Linked DNA regions of Homo sapiens: region 1 is linked to region 2. Evidence: chromatin loops called from intact Hi-C (ENCODE). Cell type or tissue: psoas muscle. All regions are shown on one strand. Links, peaks and the distances in the headings refer to the core of each region. The heading gives the core; the rest is flanking DNA. Region 1 overlaps LOC124904790. Region 2 overlaps AXL (AXL receptor tyrosine kinase).

Region 1 (9,624 bases), core at 523-8,522, 120 kb after region 2:
GACACACATGTCCTCACTAAGTCTTCAAAACAACCCTGTGGGTGGGGCACGGTGGCTCACACTTGTAATCCCAGCACTTTGGGAGGCCGAGGCAGGCAGATCACGTGAGGTCAGGAGTTCCAGACCAGCCTGGCCAACATGGCGAAACCCCATCTCTACTAAAAATACAAAAATTAGCCAGGTGTCGCGCATGCCTGTAATCCTAGCTACTCAGGAGGCTGAGGCAGGAGAACCACTGGAACCCAGAAGGTGGAGGTTGCAGTGAGCCGAGATGGCTCCATTGCACTCCAGCCTGGGTGATAGAGTGAGATTCTGTCTCAAAGAAAGTTCAGAAGAATTCCTTGGGAGATTAAGGGCCCACACCTGCTTTGTCCACAGATTTTATGTCCTTCTCAAGAAGGGTGTGAGAGAGATACACAGAGAAATGTCTACAGATACAGGGCTGTTTTTTTTCTTGCTCTGTTGCCCAGGCTGGAGTGCGATGGCCTGATCTTGGCTCACTGCAACCTCCACCTCCCAAACTCAAGCGATTCTCCTGCCTCAGCCTCCTGAGTAGCTGGGATTACAGGCACACACCATCATGCCCAGCTAATTTTTGTATTTTTAGTAGAGACAGGGTTTCACCATGTTGGCCAGGCTGGTCTCAAATACCTGACCTCGTGATCCGCCCGCCTCAGCCTTCCAAAGTGCTGGGATTACAGGCATGAGCCACCACCCTTGGCTCAGATACAGGGCTCTGATGCAAGAGCTCTACTTCTTCCCCATTGCCATCCCAGTTCCCTTGGCCATGGTTTGCTGTGGATCTTGCATGAGGTCTTTCCTTCTGTGGTCCACACTTCTTTCATCTTCAAGTGTCAGGGTAGGTGAGGTGGTCCCTTCCACTGCTCTGAGGTGGACTTTGGAGAGAGACAACAGTCTTGGATTCAAGCCACACCTTGGGCATTCTACTTGCTGGTGACTTTGGGAAAATGGCTTAGCATCTCTGAGCCTCGGTTTCTTCATCTGCGAAATGGGGGCCAAGCTGTACAATGCCTGTCAAATATTTAGGTAGTTCCGGCTCACAGCAGGCTCTGTAATGAGAGCTTTTTTTTTTGTTTGAGATGGAGTCTCACTCTGTTGCCCAGGCTGGAGTGCAGTGGCACAATCTCGGCTCACTGCAACCCCCACCTCCTGGGTTCAAGTGATTCTCGTCCCTTAGCTTCTCGAGTAGCTGGGATTATAGGCACACGCCACCACACCTGGCTAATTTTTGCATTTTTAGTAAAGACCGTTCTTACCATGTTGGCCAGGCTGATCTCGAACTCCTGACCTCAAGTGATCTGCCTGCCTCAGCCTCCCAAAGTGCTGGGATTACAGGTGTGAGCCACCATGCCTGGCCTGTAATGAGAGCATTCTTGCTGTGACTGTTGTTGAAAGTGCAAGGAAAGCTATTGCTTAAGGGTTTTGGAGATGGGCAGACCTAGGGTTGAATCCAAATCTGTCACTTTTTTTTTTTTTTTGAGACAGAGTCTTGCTCTGTCACCCAGGCTGGAGTACAGTGGCATGATCTCGGCTCACTGCCACCTCTGTCTCCCAGGTTTCAGCGATTCTCCCACCTCAGCCTCCTGAGTAGCTGAGACTACAGGCGTGCGCCACCATGCCTGGCTAATTTTTGTATTTTTAGTAGAGACGGGGTTTCACCATGTTGGCCAGGCTGGTCTTGAACTCCTGGCCTCAAGTGATCTGCCCGCCTCGGCTTCCCAAAGTGCTGGGATTACAGGCATGAGCACTGTGCTTGGCCCAAATCTGTCACTTTCTAACCCTGGAGATCCCAGAGACCATTCTCCCTCTGAGCTATTCCTTATTTAGAGAATGGGGATCTCTGACTTGGAAGGCAATGGGAGGGTTAAATAAGGTCATAAATGTAAATTGCACAGTGCAATGCTCAGATCTAGATGGGCTCTGTAAATGTTAACCATTATTATTCTATAAGTTTATGATCCCACAGCGCTAAGAGTCTCTATTTTTAAGTTTCAAATATTCGTTGTAAGGTTCCTGGATTCAGTCTGTAATGGGGGTGCCTCTTGCAGTTTCCACCTTTCCAGGGGCAGGGACTGTTCTGGATGACATCCCCACGGACAGGGATGCTGTGGCCCCCAACATGCATGCCTGGAGCAGTTGGCAAGACCACAGCAGCCCCCAGCCCTGTGTGTGTTTGGAAATTTTCCATCTGAGGCCAGGAGTGTTTGGCTCATGCCTGTAATCCCAGCACTTTGGGAGGCTGAGGCAGGCTGATCACTTGAGGTCAGGAGTTTGAGACCAGCCTAGCCAAGATGGTGAAACCCCATCTCTACTAAGAAAATTTCCATCTGTTCCATTGTTCCAGGTTCATGCTCAACACATTTCTTTCCCCAACTGGCCATAAGCAACCCATCCCTGAGTCATTGATTTTGCCTCCTAAATGTCTTTGGAACATGTCCATTTCTCTACATCTCCATCATTGTTATACTTTGAATTTTGTGCTCCCAAAAGATATTGAAATCTTCAACCCCAGGACCTGTGAATGTGATATTATTTGGGGAAAGGGTCTTTGCAGATGATCAAGCTAAGATGAGGTCATTAGCTGGGCTTGAATCCAATATGAGTGTCTTTTTGTTTGTTTAAGAGTTGGAGTCTTGGCCAGGTGTGGTGGTTCATGCCTGTAATCCCAGCACTTTGGGAGGCCGAGGCGGGTGGATTGCTTGAGGTCAGGAGTTCGAGACCAGCCTGGCCAACATGGTGAAACCCCGTCTCTACTAAAAATACAAAAATTAGCTAGGCATGGTGGCATGCGCCTGTAATCCCAGCTACTCAGGAGGCTGAGACACCTTCATGGTCATTGAAAGGTTCACTGTTGTATTAAAGAACCCAAAATCTCAGTGGGGTTCAGTCATGGGGCTCCATACCAGATCTGAGCATCTGAGTCTCTGCCCATCCCTGGAGCCCCAGGATCCCCTCCCTGCTTAGCTATCCCAGTGCCTCCCCCTACTATCCCACAGCTGCATTTGGTTTATTAGAAGGGTGGGGAGCAGTAAATGTATTTGACCAACTCTTGTGTGCCAAGTCTAGTACACACATGTCCTCACTGAGTCTTCAAAACAACATCATGGGCCATGGACGGTGGCTCACACCTGTAATCCCAGCACTTTGGGAGACCGAGGTGGGAAGATCAGGACCAGCCTGGCCGACATGAGGGCAGGAGTTCAGGACCAGCCTGGCCGAAATGGCTTTTTAAAAGCCCAAGGGAATAGGCTGGGTGGGTAGCTCACGCCTGTAATCCCAGCACTCTGGGAGGCCGAGAAGGATGGATCACTTGAGGTCAGGAGTTTGAGACCAGCCTGGCCAACATGGTGAAACCCCGTCTCTACTAAAAATACAAAAATTAGACAGGCGTGGTGGTGGGTGCCTGTTATCCCAGCTACTAGGGAGGCTGAGGCAGGAGAATTACTTGTATTGGGGAGGTGGAGGTTGCAGTGAGCCGAGATCATGCCATCTCAAAAAAAAAAAAAAATGCTGAAGGGAAGGCAGGTCTACTTTCCTGCTCCAGGGGTAACTGATTGTGTTTGGGTCTGCACAGCGCACACCTGCCGATTCTGGCTGATCTCGGAATACGCTCATGCATCGGGGCCCCACACAGGATCTCCAGACTCAGTGGGCACCTTTGGCCAGACAGTGGCTGTGCAGGTGGGTGTCGAGGGTGAGGGTGCGCGGCACCACGCTGATGAAGCGCTGGATCTCCAGCAGCACTGCGTTGGTGTAGGGCCATTGCACGTGGTCGTCCGGGCTTGGGACAGGCCTCTGCCCTACCACAGGGTCCAGCTCCTGCCCCTTGGCTGGGGCAGAGGGAGGCTGTGCACTTCCGGGACCCTCCAGCCATCTCCAAACCGCAGCCTCCCATTCTGGGTCTCTCTGGCTCGCAGACCTGCCACCTCTGGGTACTTAAGCAGAATGAGGAGCCCATATGGAGCACAGGGTGGTGCTCGTGGTTTCTGTGCCACCAAAAAAAAAAAAAAAAAAAAGTTGCATCGTCATTACCAACGTCTCCTCCTGGAAATGGCTCTCTGGGTCTTGCTGTTTCTGTGGGCAGAGAAGATGGGCTGCCGCGCGCCAGGCACCTGTTGGTGGGCGGCATGGATAGAGTTTAGGGAGCTGGGACCCATGCCTTACCCATCTGGCCAAGCAATCGATGAAATCGCGGGGCTCCGCCGGCTGCCTCATGTGCCAGTGTTGTTGGATTTGCTCAGAGATGAAGACCTGCAGCTCTGAAAAGTTTTGGAAGATTTGGTGGTGCGGGCCCGGGAGCCAGTCCATGAGAGACAGGCAAATGTACATCTGGAGAGACAGGGTCTCAACAAGGGCCCTGGACATGCCCACTAGGCCTTAGTTTCCCTACAGGGACTTTGATATTGGAGGTTCTAGAACTCTTCCAAGAATCTAACTGTCCCATTGTAGGTACGTCTGTGTACTCGGGATTTGGCATAAGGCTGGACGCACAAGGGAGAGATTGTGGCCGGCCCTCTCACCTCGCCCCATTTGGAACTCATGATGCGGAAGTTGTCACTTAGGAGGTTCAGGACCTCAGGAACTCCGGGTCCCCGTAGCCATAGCGGTTCCCGAAGACAAGAACAGGTAACACTGGATACAGCATTACCCAGTAGCCGCACGGGGTCAAACGGGGCTCCTGGGGGTAGGAACAGGACGGTGGTCATAACGCGTGGTCCTGCCCCCAGCCAGCCCCATGGGCTTACTGGCTTTCTTCCACCCAAATACCTTCCAGTGGCCCCGTCTTGGCAGTGCAAGGGACTCTCCCACACCAGGCCCTTCCGCTCTCCCGGCCAGGCCGAAGCAATGGTGGCTTGAAATTCGTCTAGCAGACAAGCCGCCTCATCCAGGACACGCGCCTCGATGGTCCGCGTATCCAACCCGAACTTCTTCGGCGCTCCAAGTGCAAAATTGCGCAGTGTCCACCAGCACGGCCGGTTAGAAAACAAGATTCCTGTGGTGGGGACGGGAAAGGAGGCGGGCCCGGGAACCGGCCACGCCCCATCCAGGAAGCGCCGGGTCACTGGCTACATCCCTTTCGGGGCCTCCGACTCCTGCGGCCGGCTTCGTTCGTTTTGCTGCCTTACCAGACCTCCAAGTGCCCTATCCACACATTGGCCCCGCCTTTGCTGGGCTCCATCCCTGACCTAGGCTGGCTCTGGGACTTTGAATCTTAGGCTCTTTTCTCCTGTTGGCTGCAGGATGAACCTCCATTCTAACCTTACGCTTTAGCGCCGCCCCGCCCTCTCTCGGCCGTTTGCACCTCATTAGCTGGAGTCTCTATTAGGCCCCGCCCCCATTTGCCCGCCTCTACCATTTACCCGCCCAGCCTGGAGCGTCCGGACCGGCAAGTCCAGCGCCGGGGCCTCACTGTTTCCGCGTGTGAAGCGTTCGAAGACTGCCATGGACCCGCGGCCGGAGACCGCATCCGCCTGTAGCACTAACGCGTCCCGCAGCGCTGCGTAGCCGCACAGCACCACCGCAGGGCGCGGGCCCAGCCGCACTGTGAACACCCGGCCCCAGCGGCCGGAGAGCTACGGGTAGCCGGTGCTCAGCGGGTGCCCATAGGGTTCCTCATCGGAGCCATTGCCCCCAGCTCCCTCTTCCTTCAGACCCAGGAGTCCTCGTCTCAGACCCTCATTCCTCAGGTCCAGGAATTCAGATCCCCAGCTCCTTCCTCCCTGAGATGCGGGAGTCCAGGCCCCCACTTCCTTCTTCCCTTGGGACCTAGAAGTCCAGATTCCCAACCTCCTGTACCCTCAGAGTGTCTCCTGGGCCCTCAGTACCTCCCCACCCTGAACCAGGAGAACAGACCCCCTGCTCCCCTCTTCCCACAACCTGATTTCCTGCTCTGGGCTCCTTCCTTACGACCCAGTGTCCCGGCCCCAGGCTCTCCACTCCCTATTCTCCTTTCCTAGTACTCAGCAGTCCGGAGCACTCATCCTTCCTGTCCTTCCTCAAGATCATAGAGTACAAGCCCTCAGCTGTCTTCGTTCAGGAGGAGTTCTAGTCCCCAGCCCCACCTCCACGAATCCAGAATTCCGTTCCCCCATTCCTGTCGGGAATGGAGCGCGCGGTCCAGGCCTCCGGACTGCAGCTGCAAGTTCCCCAGCAATGGGAGCAGCCTGGGCCGGGGAGGTAGGGACCCCCGCATCTGAGCGCGGCACCCACCCTACCCCCACCACGCCGGCACCAGCACCAGAAGCCACAACAGCAGCGCAGCGATACCCGCGATCATCATGCCTGCAATTCTCCACGCCTGCACCTCTATTTGATTTCCAAGGGGTCTTGGGTGGAGCAGGGGCAGAGACCCGATGTGGGAGGAGTGGGCATCTCAGGGCTGCTCATTCCATGGATTCCCCAGCCCGACGTCTCCAGCCCACCCCCAGCCCTGGTGGAACTGTGCCCTGGCTCCTCCTGGCTTTTTTTTTTGTGCCTGCCTCAGCCTGCCCCACTTAACATCTTTCGTACACCAGCATTTTCATGTCAACACACCTGGCCAACAGGTGCACCCTCCTGAGCCCCTAGCACCTTTGAGTCCAATTTATTTGGCCTGTAGGTGTGTATTCCTCAATCTCCGGGCCATCTCTGGGCCCCCTGAACGCTGTACCCTGTACCTCTGATTCCTAAATACACACCGACTCTCAAATACACTTCTTCTTCTTCTTCTTCCTTCTTCTTCTCCTTCTTCTCCTTCTTTTTTTTTTCAGAGTTTCGCTCTTGTCGCCCAGGCTGGAGTGCAGTGGTGCGATCTCGGCTCACTGCAACCTCCGCCTACCAGGTTCAAGATTCTCCTGCCTCAGCCTCCCAAGTGGCTGCGATTACAGGCGTGCACCACCAGGCCCTGCTAATTTTTGTATTTTTAGTAGAGACGGAGTTTCACCATGTTGGCCAGGCAGATTTTGAACTCATGACTTCAGGTGATCCGCCTGCCTCGGCCTCCCAAAGTGCTGGGATTACAGGTGTGAGCCACTGCTCCTGGCTCAAATACACTTCTAAAGACACCCCTGGCACTCCTGTGCTCTGTGCCTGTGATTCCTAGGAGCTCACACCTGAGCCCTTGTCACTTCCATTGCTCTTGGGACCCTGTGTGCTACGCTTGTTCCCCAGATCTGCCTTCAATTTCCCTGGCTTCTGGGTGTCCATCAGCCTGGCACTTCTGTGCCTCTATTTCTTCAGGGTGTCTTTCTGCATGTTGACCCCCTTGTACTTCCATATTATGTCCTGCCCTGAATCTACCATCTCTATTCCCAAGGCATTGGCTCCCAGATGCCCCCAAATGTTCTGTGCCCATGCTGCTGAACCCCCTGGTATCCAGTCCCCCAAGTCCTTGTCTGAGGCCAGGCCATGATGGCAGACAAACTTATCCCTTATTCTCTCATCTATCCCCCACTACCCCCAATCCTAGGGCATGGGCTAGAGGGGGCAGACTCAGGCCTGGATGGGCCAGGGTTGCGGTGGTGGCAGCAGTGAGTGAGGTTGGGGCTGTATTTGGAACAGACTGTTCAGGAATGTGGTCCACCCTCCTGCCTGCCCCTGCTTGGCCAAATCCAGCCTTCCTCCAAGTGCCTGGCACAGGGCCCAGACCTGGCGAGCCAGTGGGCGGGGGGGGGGGGACTGTGCAGAGCCTAGGACTGGCATTGTCTCTGGGAGGGTCTCTCTGTGTCTCTTTGTTTCATCTCTCAGTCTCACTTGCTCTCTCTCTCTTTTCTTTCTTTTCCTTCCTTCTTTTCTTTTCTTTCTTTTTTTGAGACAGAGTCTGGCTTCTGTCCCCCAGGCTGGAGTGCAGTGGTATGATCATGGCTCACTGCAGCCTCAACCTGGGATCAAACAATCCTCCCACCTCAGCCTCCCGAGTAGCTGGGACCACAGGTACACACCACCACATCCTGCCAATTTTTGTATTTTTTGAAGAGACAGGGTCTCACTGTGTTTCCCAGGCTGGTCTCCAACTCCTGGGCTCAAGCAATCTTTCTGCCTTGGTCTCCCAAAGTGCTGGGAGTATAGGCATGAACCAGCGTGCCCAGCCTCCCTCACGCTCAGTCTCTATGTTTCTGTGTTCATCTCTCTCTCTCTCCTCTTTCCATCTTTTCCCATCTCTCTCTCCTTTCTCTCAGTCTCTGCCTCTGTTTGTGTCTGTTTTCTGTCTCTCTTTTCAGTATGTCTGTGTCTTCCTCTCCCTGTATCTCCCCCAGTCTGTGCTTCCCTTTGTCTCAGCCTGGCACTTCTGTGCCTCTCCTTATTTCTTCAGGGTGCCTTTCTGCATGTTGACCCCCTTGTACCTCCATATTCTGTCCTGCCCTGTCCTGGGTCTTCCTACCTGTCAGCCTTTCTGGAACCTGGTGACTGACATGGGTTGTCTGGCAGGGCCCCTGCTCAGAGCTGCTGACTCCACTGACAGCGGGAGTGTGGTGGGGCACAGTAAGCTGCATCCTCCCCCAGCCCTACCCCACCCTCTGTGACAGGCTTTAATGGATCCTCTTTATTATGGCCTCTGGTTTCTCCCCAGCTCCTGACTCTTCCTCCATTTTGCTCGGGTGGGCTGTCCTCTGGAATGTCAGCTCTTCCAGAGCAAGGATTTTGTCTTGTTTGCTTCTGTATCCCAGCACTTAAAATAGCGCTCAGCACAGCAGTAGGCACTTAGTAAATGTTTGTTGAATGAATGCCCAATTTTTCTTCCTCCCTACCTCTCTTTGTTTTTTTATAGAGATGGGGTCTTGTTAAGTTGGCCAGGTTGGTCTTCAACTCTTGGTCTCAAGCAATCCTCCTGCCTCAGCCTCCTAAAGTGCTAGGATCACAGTCGTGAGCCACCGTGCCCAGCCTCTTTCTTCCCTCCCCTCCCCTCTTTTCCCTTTCTTCTTCTCTCTTCTCTTCCCTTCCCTTCCATCTGTCTTGTTCTGTTGCCCAGGCTGGAGTGCAGTGGCACCATCACAGCTCACTGCAGCCATGACTGCCTGGGCTCAAGTGATCCTCCCACCTGAGCCTCCCAAGTAGCTGGGACTAGAGGTGCGTGCCACCATGCCTAGCTAATTTTTAAAATATTTATAGAGACCAGGTCTCGTTATGTTGCCCAGGCTGGTCTCAAACTCCTGGGCTCAAGTGATCCTCCCGCCTTGGTGTTTCTATCTCTTTGTAATTAGACTGGATTTCTCTGTTTCTCTCTTTCTTTTCCTCCCTTTTTCTTTTTCTCTCAGGTCTCTCTATCTCTCTTCATTTCTGTTCTCTTTATTTATCTTTGTCTTTCCTCTCTCTGGACATCGCTGTCTTTCCCTTTTCTCAGTGGCTGTCTTTCTCCTCCCGGTCTCTGTTTTCCAGGATTTCTCTGCCATCCCTGCGTTATCTGTCTCTTCCTTTTCCTCTCCATCTCTTTTCAGTGTCTCCAGGTGTTTTTCTGCATCATCTCTCTCTGCCTGTCTTTCTCAGGACCTCTGAGTCTCTCTGTGTCTCCCTCTCTCCCCCAACCTCTGTGTCCCTGGCTGGGCCCTGGGGCCGACTCTGGTCAGCCTGTGATGGGAACAGTGAGGGGATTAAAGAGCTGACACCTTAATCCCCATGTGGGGACTG
Region 2 (9,624 bases), core at 1,100-9,099:
GTACTCTACATGTCTCTTGAGTATTTGTGTCACTTGACTCTAGGTCTGTGTCTCTTCCTATTCGTGGCGGGTATCTGCCTGAGCATGTTTGTAAATATGCTTGTGTCTGTGTAATTCTGTGTGTCTGTGTTACTCTATGCGTCTGAGTTTCAGTCTCTGTATTTGTGACCAGGTCCTCCTGGGTGTGTCCATTAATTCATGTGTCTGTTAGTTTGCGGCGGAACAGGTGTGTGTGTGTGTGTGTGTGTCTGTGATCCTGGATCTGTATGCCAGTTCCTCACTGGGGGTTTCTGAGAACCTGCATCTCTTTGCTTGTATGTCTTTTTGTCTATCTGTGTGTTCATTTCTACCCTCTCTAGTGAGGACAGAATTCCAAGACCCTACCAAGCCCTTCTTTTTTCTGATGGGGGAACTGAATTGCCAGGGAATGGGGCCACATCACAGCTAAAAGGAGACAAGAGGAGACAGAAGCTCGTTGATATACAAAGTTTTATGTGACCTGAGCCCCTCTGGAGGCACCAGAGTCCACACTCTGTACTCAGAAGGTGAGGGATTGGCTCACGGGGGCAACATGGCCCGAAAGGTGGGAGATCGTCCATCCCCTGCGGGAAAGGAGGCATCCCTAATGCATTGCACAGGCTTGAAGGGGGCACACCCCCACAGTTGGGGAGGAGGAAGCAATGATAGCTAAGAAGGAGAGGGGCACCCCAAAGAATACTACAGTATAGGGTTAGAACCTTGAAATTGCACCTAATAGTCTAGACCTGTGGACCTTTAGAATCTTAGAAACTTAGAACATTTGAGTCTTAGAACTACAGTGCCTAGAACTATAAGATTTTAGAAATGTGGATTCTTGGACTCTTAACCATGGTCCTAGAGAGGCAGAATGCAGCAAAGAACCTAAAGGTGTCCAACATTAGAAATTATTAGAACTTTGGTGTCTAGTTAGTCACAACTGAGTGTGAGAGTCTTATAACTTAGATGCTTAGGATCCGGAATCTTGGACCAATGGAATCTAGAGTGCCTTGAAACAGAACAGACCGTTAGAATCTTATTTAATCATCTAGAATCTTGGAGCATCTGATCTAGAATCTTAGACACAGAGAATCTAAGATCTTAGAGTAAGTCTTAGAATATCACATCTTAGAACACCGGACCTTAGAAACTCCATCTTTAGACTCTTGGAACTTTTGAATTGCAGATTCTAGAGCTTTCGACCCTTAGGATCTAGGATCTTATACAAGAGAATCTATTATCATAAAGCCTCAGAAACTATAATTGATCATCATTAGAATCTTAGAACTTGAGAAGATAACATTTTGAAGCCTTATGATCTAGAGCCTTACAGCCAGAGAATCTAGACTCTCAGAGCCTTAGAACATCACATTTTAGAATCCTAGGCCTTAGAACCTCCATGTCTAGAACTATAGAATCTTTAGAATCTATAATCTTACATTTTAAGGACTCTGAACTCTAGAAGAATAAACATCTAGACTCATAGAGCCTTAGCTCCTAAAATCAGAATCTTAGAACTTTAGAACCTAAAACCTTGAGGCTTTATCAAAAATGTTAGAACCAGAAAATCTAAAACCACATAATGTCAGAGCTTTAGAACAGTAGGTCTTAAGGTTGAGTGCAGTGGCTCATGCCTGTAATCTCAGCACTTTGGGAGGCTGAGGTGGGCAGATCACTTGAGGTCAGGAGTTTTAGACCAGCCTGGCCAACATGGTGAAACCCTGTCTCTACTAAAAATATAAAAATTAGCCGGGTGTGGTGGCACACACCTGTAATCCCAGCTACTTGGGAGGCCAAGGCAGGAAAATCACTTGAACTCGGTAGGTGAAGGTTGCAGTGAGGCGAGATTGCACCACTGCACTCCAGCCTGGGTGACACAGTGAGACTCTATCGCAAAAAAAAAAAAAAAAAAAAAAAAAAAAAAAGTAGGCCTTAGAACCTTAGCACTTTAATAGAATTAGAGACTTTGGAATTTCAGGTCCTTAGAACCAAAGACTCACAGCATCTTTGAAACCTAGAACCTTTGAATCTAGACTCTTTAAACCTTGGACTCTAGAGTCTTGGAATGTTAACACCTGGGAGGGCTTCAGATATTGCAATCCAACCCCTTCCTTTTACAGATGGTGATGCTACTGCTTTCAAGGTGATGCTACTGCACAGAGAAGGGGAGGGACCTGTCTGGGATGGAGGTGGGATAGGTAGGAAGACAGGGCTGCAAGTGGGGATAAGGCGTGGGGTGGGAAAGTGGGAAGGTGGAGTTTTCCCCAGTGGCAGTGCTTAGCTTGGATCCTGAGAGGGAGTACCAGGTGGAGGGTTGTCTCAGGCACCATCCTCCTGCCCTGGGGCTGCTGGGGAGCCCCTATCAGCAGGCTGAGCGGGGCTAGGGGTTGTGGAAGGGCAGAGGACATAGCGTCCAGCAGGATGGACCTCAGCCGCAGTGAGGCAGCTACAGGAATCCTTAGGGTCTGGCTGGGTTGGGGGGTCAGCTCCTCCTGCAGCTCCAGGGGGTTCAGGATAACCTCCACCCTCATCCATGTTGACATAGAGGATTTCGTCAGGCTCCTGGGCAGGAGGCAAGGCCTTCAGTGTGTTCTCCAAATCTTCCCGCAGCTCTGTAAAACTTGGCCGGTCCTGGGGATTTAGCTCCCAGCACCGCGACATCAAGGCATACCTAGGGCAGCAAAATGAGGGGTGGGAGATTGAGCAGGGACTCAGAAGGGGTGCATTCTGGAAGCCTGGGGACATTTTAGGACACTCAGGGGACTGGGGGCATTTTAGAGGGTTATAGGGAGCCTCAGCAGTTTGAGGCCATCTATGGGGATTTGGGAATTCCCAAGAATTTCTGAGTTGGGTCCTGGGAGACTCAGGAGCTGGGAAGGGTCTCGGGAAACCTGTCTGTATATGGAGTAGTATTCTGATGAGGGTTTGCTAGAACAGACCTTCCAGCTCCCCAGAACAGACTTGCATCAAAGCCTGGCTATGCCACTTACAAGCTGTGCTGGTTTAAAATAGGTCCATAAATTCTTTGACCCTCCTCCCTGCAAAAGACGGAGAATAAATCCTCTCCTCTTGAGCATGGGCAGGACTTAGTGACTTGCTTCTGATTTGGCAGAAGTGATGGTGTGTGTGACTTCTGAGACTAGGTCATAAAAGGCATGTGGCTTCCTCGCACTTTCTCCTGGGTTGCCATGTTGTGAGTAAGCTCAAGCAGTGCCACAAAGGGGTCCACATGGCAACGAACTGAAGCCTCCTGCTACAGCCATGTGAGTAAGCCACCTTGAAAGCAATCCTCCAGTCCCAACCTTCAGATGACTGCAGCCCCCAGTGATATCTTTGTAACTTCATTAGAGATCCTGAACCAAAATCACCCTGCTAAGCTGTTCCCAGTATCCAACTTTCAGAAATTGTGTGAGATAATAAACGTTTGTTGTTTTAAACTACTTGATTTGGGGATATAGATAACAAACACACCAGCTGTGCAATCTTTGGCAAATAAATCACCCTCCCAGACTGGGCGTGGAGGCTCATGCCTATAATCCCAGCACTTTGGGAGGCTGGGACGGGTGGATCATGAGGTCACGATATCAAGACCATCCTGGCTAAGGTGGTGAAACCCCATCTCTACTAAAAATACAAAAAAAATTAGCTGGGCATGGTGGCACACGCCTGTAGTCCCAGCTACTTGGGAGGCTGAGGCAAGAGAATCGCTAGAACCTGGGAGGTTGCAGTGAGCCGAGATGGAGCCATTGTGCTCCAGCCTGGGCGACAGAGCGAGACTCAAGTCAATAAATAAAAATAAATTACCCTCCCTGTAGGACTGGGTTTTCTTATCTGCAGAATGGGAATCATAATGATACCTATCTACATCACATGGCTGTGGTAAGGACCAAATGATTTGACACATGCCAGGCACCTAAAACAGTGCCTTCTAGTCAGTTATATGAAAATGTTAGCTGTTATTTTTACTCGTCTCAGCTCTTGGAGTACCCAAGGTGGACTGAGGAGTCTGACGCCCCAGGCTGTCTCCTCCTGACCCAAAGTCATCCTCTCTTTACCCTCAAAGTGCTAGCTAAATGTCACGGCCTTCTCCGCATACTCCAATATTGCAAAGTTTGGTAAGCATTCCCTGAAGGATCCTGCAAATATCTCAGAGGAGACCTGAGTCTGGAGAAGGCCAATAAAACAAACTGAAGGGTTTTGCAGAGAGTCTCAGGTGTTGAGGAGCATGTCGGGGAAGCATGGTGTGCTCAGGAGTCTGGAATGAGAAGTCTCTGGGAGTGCATGTCCCAAAGGCAGGGCCGCCAGGTAAGACTGTGCTGTTATTCACTACCCAAGGATACCTGGCTTGGGGGTGGGGAGCCAGGGGGCTGATTCAGCCCACACAGACAAAGGAGGAAAGGGTGCCTTTAGCTGATTTGCACCCCACTGGTTAGTGATGGCCCTACTCAGAGCATTGGTGAGGGGCAAGTGGGTCACTCAGCATTCTCAGGGATTCTGTCTGGGTTATAGAGAGTCCTGGACCTGTGAGGGCCATCTGGGGGTAGTCAGGGGTTTGGAATGAATTCTGGGTTGGGGGAGACCTAAGGGTCCTCACAGTCCATCCAGACAGTCCGCAGGCTGCTTCAGGCGATTTCCCTGGCGCAGATAGTCATAAATCTCGCTGTTCTCCACGCCCGGATATGGGGTTTGGCCTCTTGTGGCAATCTCCCACATTGTCACCCCGAAGGACCACTGTGAGGGGCAGAGGGAATTAGACAGTCTCTCCTGCACAGAATCACCCGCACCAATACCCAGGTTCATGGGTACACCCACACTTATGTACACATGTTCACAACCATCCTCTGGGAGCATCACAAGTATTCATAGAAACATAATACTTTAGCCGGGTGCGGTGGCTGATGCCTGTAATCCCAGCACTTTGGGAGGCTGAGGTGGGCGGACTGCCTGAGGTCAGGAGTTTGAGACCAGCCTGGCCAATATAGTGAAACCCCGTCTCTACTAAAAATACAAAAATTAGCTAGGCATGGTGGTGGGCGCCTGTAATCCCAGCTACTCGGGAGACTGAGGCAGGAGAATTGCTTGAACCCGGGAGGCAGAGTCTGCAGTGAGCTGAGATCATGCCATTGCACTGCAGCCTGGGTGACAGTGCGAGACTCCATCTCAAAAAAAGAAAAATATATATATATAAAAAATACTTGACACGGGTATACACATGAATAAGTAACTTTTGTGGATGCATACACATGCTCACCATCACACACATATACACACTTCATGGACACATGAGCTCATGTGCCACTCTGCACACCCTGGCTGTCCACATTCTATGAGTGTGCGCACATGCACGCATAATCACTGCAGCTTCTTCTAACCTAAACTGTCTACATTGCTACCATGCACACGTGGGCCTGTATTTATCCTGGGCATGTACACACCACTATTCAGAGATGCCCACCATACCCCAAGACATGCCCAGCCCATGTGGACAAGCCCCTGCAAAGGGAAGCCCACATGTCCCTGTGACCCTTGCATCCACAGCCACCCAGGCATAGTGTGTGATGGTCAGGCCATGCCCTCCCATGGTTCCCCACTCTTGGCGGGAGTGCACCTACCACATCGCTCTTGCTGGTGTAGACACGGTCAGCTAGACTCTCAATGGCAATCCACTTGACTGGCATCTTGGCGATACGTCCCTGGCGGTAGTAGTCCCCATTGTAGATCTTCTTGGAGAGCCCGAAGTCCGCCACACACACGGACATGTTCTCATTCAGCCTGTTTGGATTGGGGAAAGGAACAGGGTCAGGGCATCAGTCACCTCCACCAGGAAGCCTGCCCTGGCTCTCAGACACATCTGCACCTCCTCCCCTCACTGTCCTGGCTGCGGGTGGGGATCTGTCTCCTAAACCTTCATCCCAGTCCAGAAGGGAACTGCTTTACTTCTTGTTCACTCTGTCAAGTGAGGATGGGACAAAGGGCTTCCTCAGGACTTCCCAATTTTGGCTCTTTGCTAGATTCTAAGGTCCTTCCTTGGGTTTGATTCCTTGATGAAATTTTTTTTTCTTGAAGTATACTGTACATATGGAAATGTGCACAAGTCATAAGTAAGCAGCTCACTGAATTTTCACACACACACACACACACACCCATGTAACCAGCACCCAGATTAAGAAACAGAACATGGCTGGGCATGGTGGCTGGCGCCTGTAATCCCAGCACTCTGGGAGGCCAAGGCAGGTGGATCACTTGAGGTCAGGAGTTTGAGACCAGCCTGGCCAATGTGGTGAAACTCTGTCTCTACTAAAAGTACAAAAATTAGCCAGGTGTGTTGGTGCACATCTGAAATCCCAGCTACCTGGGAGGCTGAAGCAAGAGAATCAGTTGAACCCAGTAGGCGGAGGTTGCAGTGAGCTGAGATCACGCCACTGCACTCCAGCCTGGGCAACAGAGTGAGTGAGACTCCGTCTCAAAAACAAACAAAAAAAAAAACAGGCACAGTGGCTCAAGCCTGTAATTTCAGCACCTTGGGAGGCCAAGGTGGGAGGATCACTTGAGGCTAGGAGTTCAAGACCAGCCTGGAAAACAAAGCAAGACCCTGTCTCTACAAAAAAATTTAAAAATTAGCTGGACATGGTGGCACATGTCTGTAGTTCCAGCTACTTAGGAGGCTGAGGCAGAAGGATAGCTTGAGCCAGGAGTTGGAGGCTACAGTGAGCTATGATCATGCCACTGCACCCCACCCTAAAGGACAGAGTAAGACTCTGTCAAAACAAAAAAGAAAAGAAAGAAAAAAAGGGAAAGAAAGGGAAAGAGAGAGGGAGGGAGGGAAGGAAGGAAGGAAGGAGATAAAGAGAGAGAAAGAGAAAGAAAAGAAAGAAGAAAGGACAGAGAGAAAAAGAAAGAAAAGAAAGAAAAAGAAAGAAAGAGAAAAAAAGAAAAGAAAATCCACAGGACATTCATATGATGGAATACCATACCACACAGCAAAGAAAAAGAGCAAACTACCCCTACACAGATCCATCTCAAAAACATCATGCTGAGCCATAGAAGCCAGACACAAAGCAGTACAAACTGCATGATCCCATTTGTATGACTTTTCAGAACAGGCTAAACTAGCACTGAGAAGTCAGGATAGTGGGTACCACTTGGCGGTAGTGATTGGGAAGACGAAGAGGCATGAAGGAGCCTGCTGGGGCTAAGAAATATTCTTTACCTTCATCTAGTGGTTACATGGGTCTATACCCATAAAAATTCATCGAGCTGAGCTGCATGTGTATATTTTAGTGTATGTAAAATATACATCAATTTTTTTTTAGATGGGATCTTGCCCTGTTGCCCAGGCAGTAGTGAAGTGATACCATCATGGCTGACTTCAGCCTCAACCTCCTGGGCTCTAGCAATCCTTCCACCTCAGCCTCCCAAGTAGCTGGAACCACAGGTATACACCACCATGCCCAGCTAATTTATTTTTTGTAAAGACAGGATTCACTATGTTGCCCAGGCTGGTCTTGAACTCCTGGGTACAAGTGATCCTCCTGCCTCAGCCTCCCAAAGGGCTGGGATTATAGATGTGAGCCACTGCGCCTGGCCAAGACTAATATTCTAACTCTGTGGTTCCATTCCCTCCACCTTCTACCCTCCCCTTACCCTCTATTCTGGCTTTTGGGGGATTTTTTGTTCTTTCTTTTCTTTTTTTCTTTTTTTTTGAGATGGTGTCTCGTTGTTGTTACCCAGGCTGGTCTCGAGGCTCAAGCAATCCTCTCACCTAAGCCTTGGGAATGGCTGGGACTACAGGTTACTATTTTCTTTTTTCTTTCTTTCTTTCTTTCTTTCTTTTTTTTTTTTTTTTTGAGACAGAGTCTTGCTCTGTCGCCCAGGCTGGAGTGCAGTGATGCGATCTCGGCTCATTGCAACCTCCGCCTCCTGGGTTCAAGCAATTCTCGTGTTGGGATTACAGGCGCACACCACCGCACCAGGCTGAATTTTGTACTTTTAGTAGACAGGGGGTTTCACCAAGGCTGGTCTCGAACTCCTGGCCTCAAGTGATCCACCCGCCTCGGACTCCCAAAGTGCTGGGATTACAGGCGTGAGCCACTGCACCCCATCTGGCATATTTTCTGCTTGTCCATTGGTGGGGAGTTTGATTTTCTTATCCAGTGTGGCCGCTTCCAAAGGGCAGCCCCAGGCAAGACACCCAGCATGGAGTGGGACAGAGATGCAGCTCACGTGTCCCCACCCCCATCGGTCACCTCAGCCCCTTTGCTCACCTCATGCTGTGCACTGAGCCCACCTTCTGGTCTCTTCCCTCTCCGCATCCAAATGCTCCTTCCAGATCTCAGTTCAGGACTCACCTCCTCCAGGAAGCCTTCCCAGACCCCCTTACTGACTTTCCTGGTCCTGAGTTCTGACCTGCCCTCAGCGGGTGTCTAGCCCTGCTTCCATCCTAAGAAGGAGGGAGGGAACTCCCTCAGGGAGTGCAGGAGCAGTTGGGGGGGGGGGGTCCCTGAAAGGCACTCACATGCAGTTCCTGGCCGCCAGGTCCCGGTGTATGAATCTCTTGGTACTCAGATACTCCATGCCACTGGCGATGTCTGCCATGAACTTCACTAGCATCTGAGTGGGCAGGTACTGGGGAGCCAAGGCAGGTGGGAGGAGAGGTCAACAGAGTCCTTGATGCGATCCCTCCTCCCTCCATCCCTCTGTGCAAGCCTAGCTCTGCCCGCAGTGGTTTCCCATGGCCCTGACAATTCAACCCAACCCCTCTCCATGGCCTGCAAGGTCCTATAAACTTGCTCCAGCCTTCCTCTTGGACTTGATTGCCTATGTTCTTGCCCTTGACTGACACTCCCACCAGACTCCTGTCTGGTCTTCAGACAAACGATGATCATTCCCACCTCCGAGCCTTTGCCTATGCTGTGCGCTCTGTTGGGGTCGCTTCCTGCCCAGATCTCCAGACATCTCCCCAGCCCCAACTCCTTCACGGTCACCTCCTCGGCAAGATCTTCCACGTCCACCCAAATTCACTGCCTGGCCTCCTTATCTTCCATCCTACTGTATTTCCTTCCTAGCACTTAAACATTTAAATCATCTCGCTTAGGTATTTATTAGCTTGTTTATCATCCGCCCCTCCCCTGCTGGAAGAAATGCTCCAGGAGAGCAAGCTCCTGGTCACCGTGGTCTTCCCAGGGTCTGAGCAGCACTGGGTACCTGATAGATGCTCAGTTAATATTTGTAGACTGAATGATTAAACGCCCCTTACCACTGGCTGGTCCCCGAGCCGGGAATAGAGGAGGAAGCTGTGTAGGTCTCCATGTTTCATGAAAGGTAAGATGACCACAGGTGCTGGGAAGCTCTCTCGTTCAGAACCCTGGAAACAGACACCTGAGCCCCCCAGGTAGCCCTGTCACTCCTGCTGGGCAGAAGGGGAAGCCAAGCCCCCCACCAGCCAGCCTCCAGCCTCTCCTTCTCACTACCCATCCAATCTGGCCACCATATTGTTTGGGGGTAGTGGCAGTGGCAAGGACCAAGCTGCAGAGAAGCTGTTTCCAGCAGAGTTCCCAGGGACGTTTCCGGAGCCCTCCTGGGGACCTCAGCTATTTCTGGGAATGATCA

The links. Hi-C counts contacts between places; a loop is a spot of excess contacts. Peaks named below come from ENCODE experiments on the same cell type or tissue, not always from the same donor. Only the 100,000 strongest peaks of a DNase experiment are listed, where the experiment ranks them.
Region 1: a loop joins it to region 2, with 5 times the contacts of the local background. A loop is called at or near these places in 23 of 110 quality-filtered maps.

The regions. Positions count from the first base shown.
Region 1 is chr19:41,131,396-41,141,019 of GRCh38, reverse strand. It overlaps LOC124904790, which reads left to right. Exons shown (of 3, transcript XM_047439802.1): 3 at 3,596-5,386. The coding sequence ends at 4,284. It also overlaps the pseudogene CYP2T3P. Among named protein-coding and RNA genes, the nearest start is that of CYP2F1, 22 kb to the right of the region's middle. In psoas muscle, for the core only: no CTCF peak of the experiment used is centred there; DNase peaks (open chromatin) are centred at 5,069 and 5,459; H3K4me3 peaks cover 1,002 bases; H3K27ac peaks cover 333 bases; H3K27me3 peaks cover 1,438 bases.
Region 2 is chr19:41,252,615-41,262,238 of GRCh38, reverse strand. AXL (AXL receptor tyrosine kinase) reads right to left here. Exons shown (of 20, transcript NM_021913.5): 16 at 9,272-9,393; 17 at 8,531-8,640; 18 at 5,628-5,787; 19 at 4,610-4,746; 20 at 473-2,686. The coding sequence ends at 2,335. Among named protein-coding and RNA genes, the nearest start is that of HNRNPUL1, 6.9 kb to the left of the region's middle. In psoas muscle, for the core only: no CTCF peak of the experiment used is centred there; no DNase peak of the experiment used is centred there; H3K27me3 peaks cover 219 bases.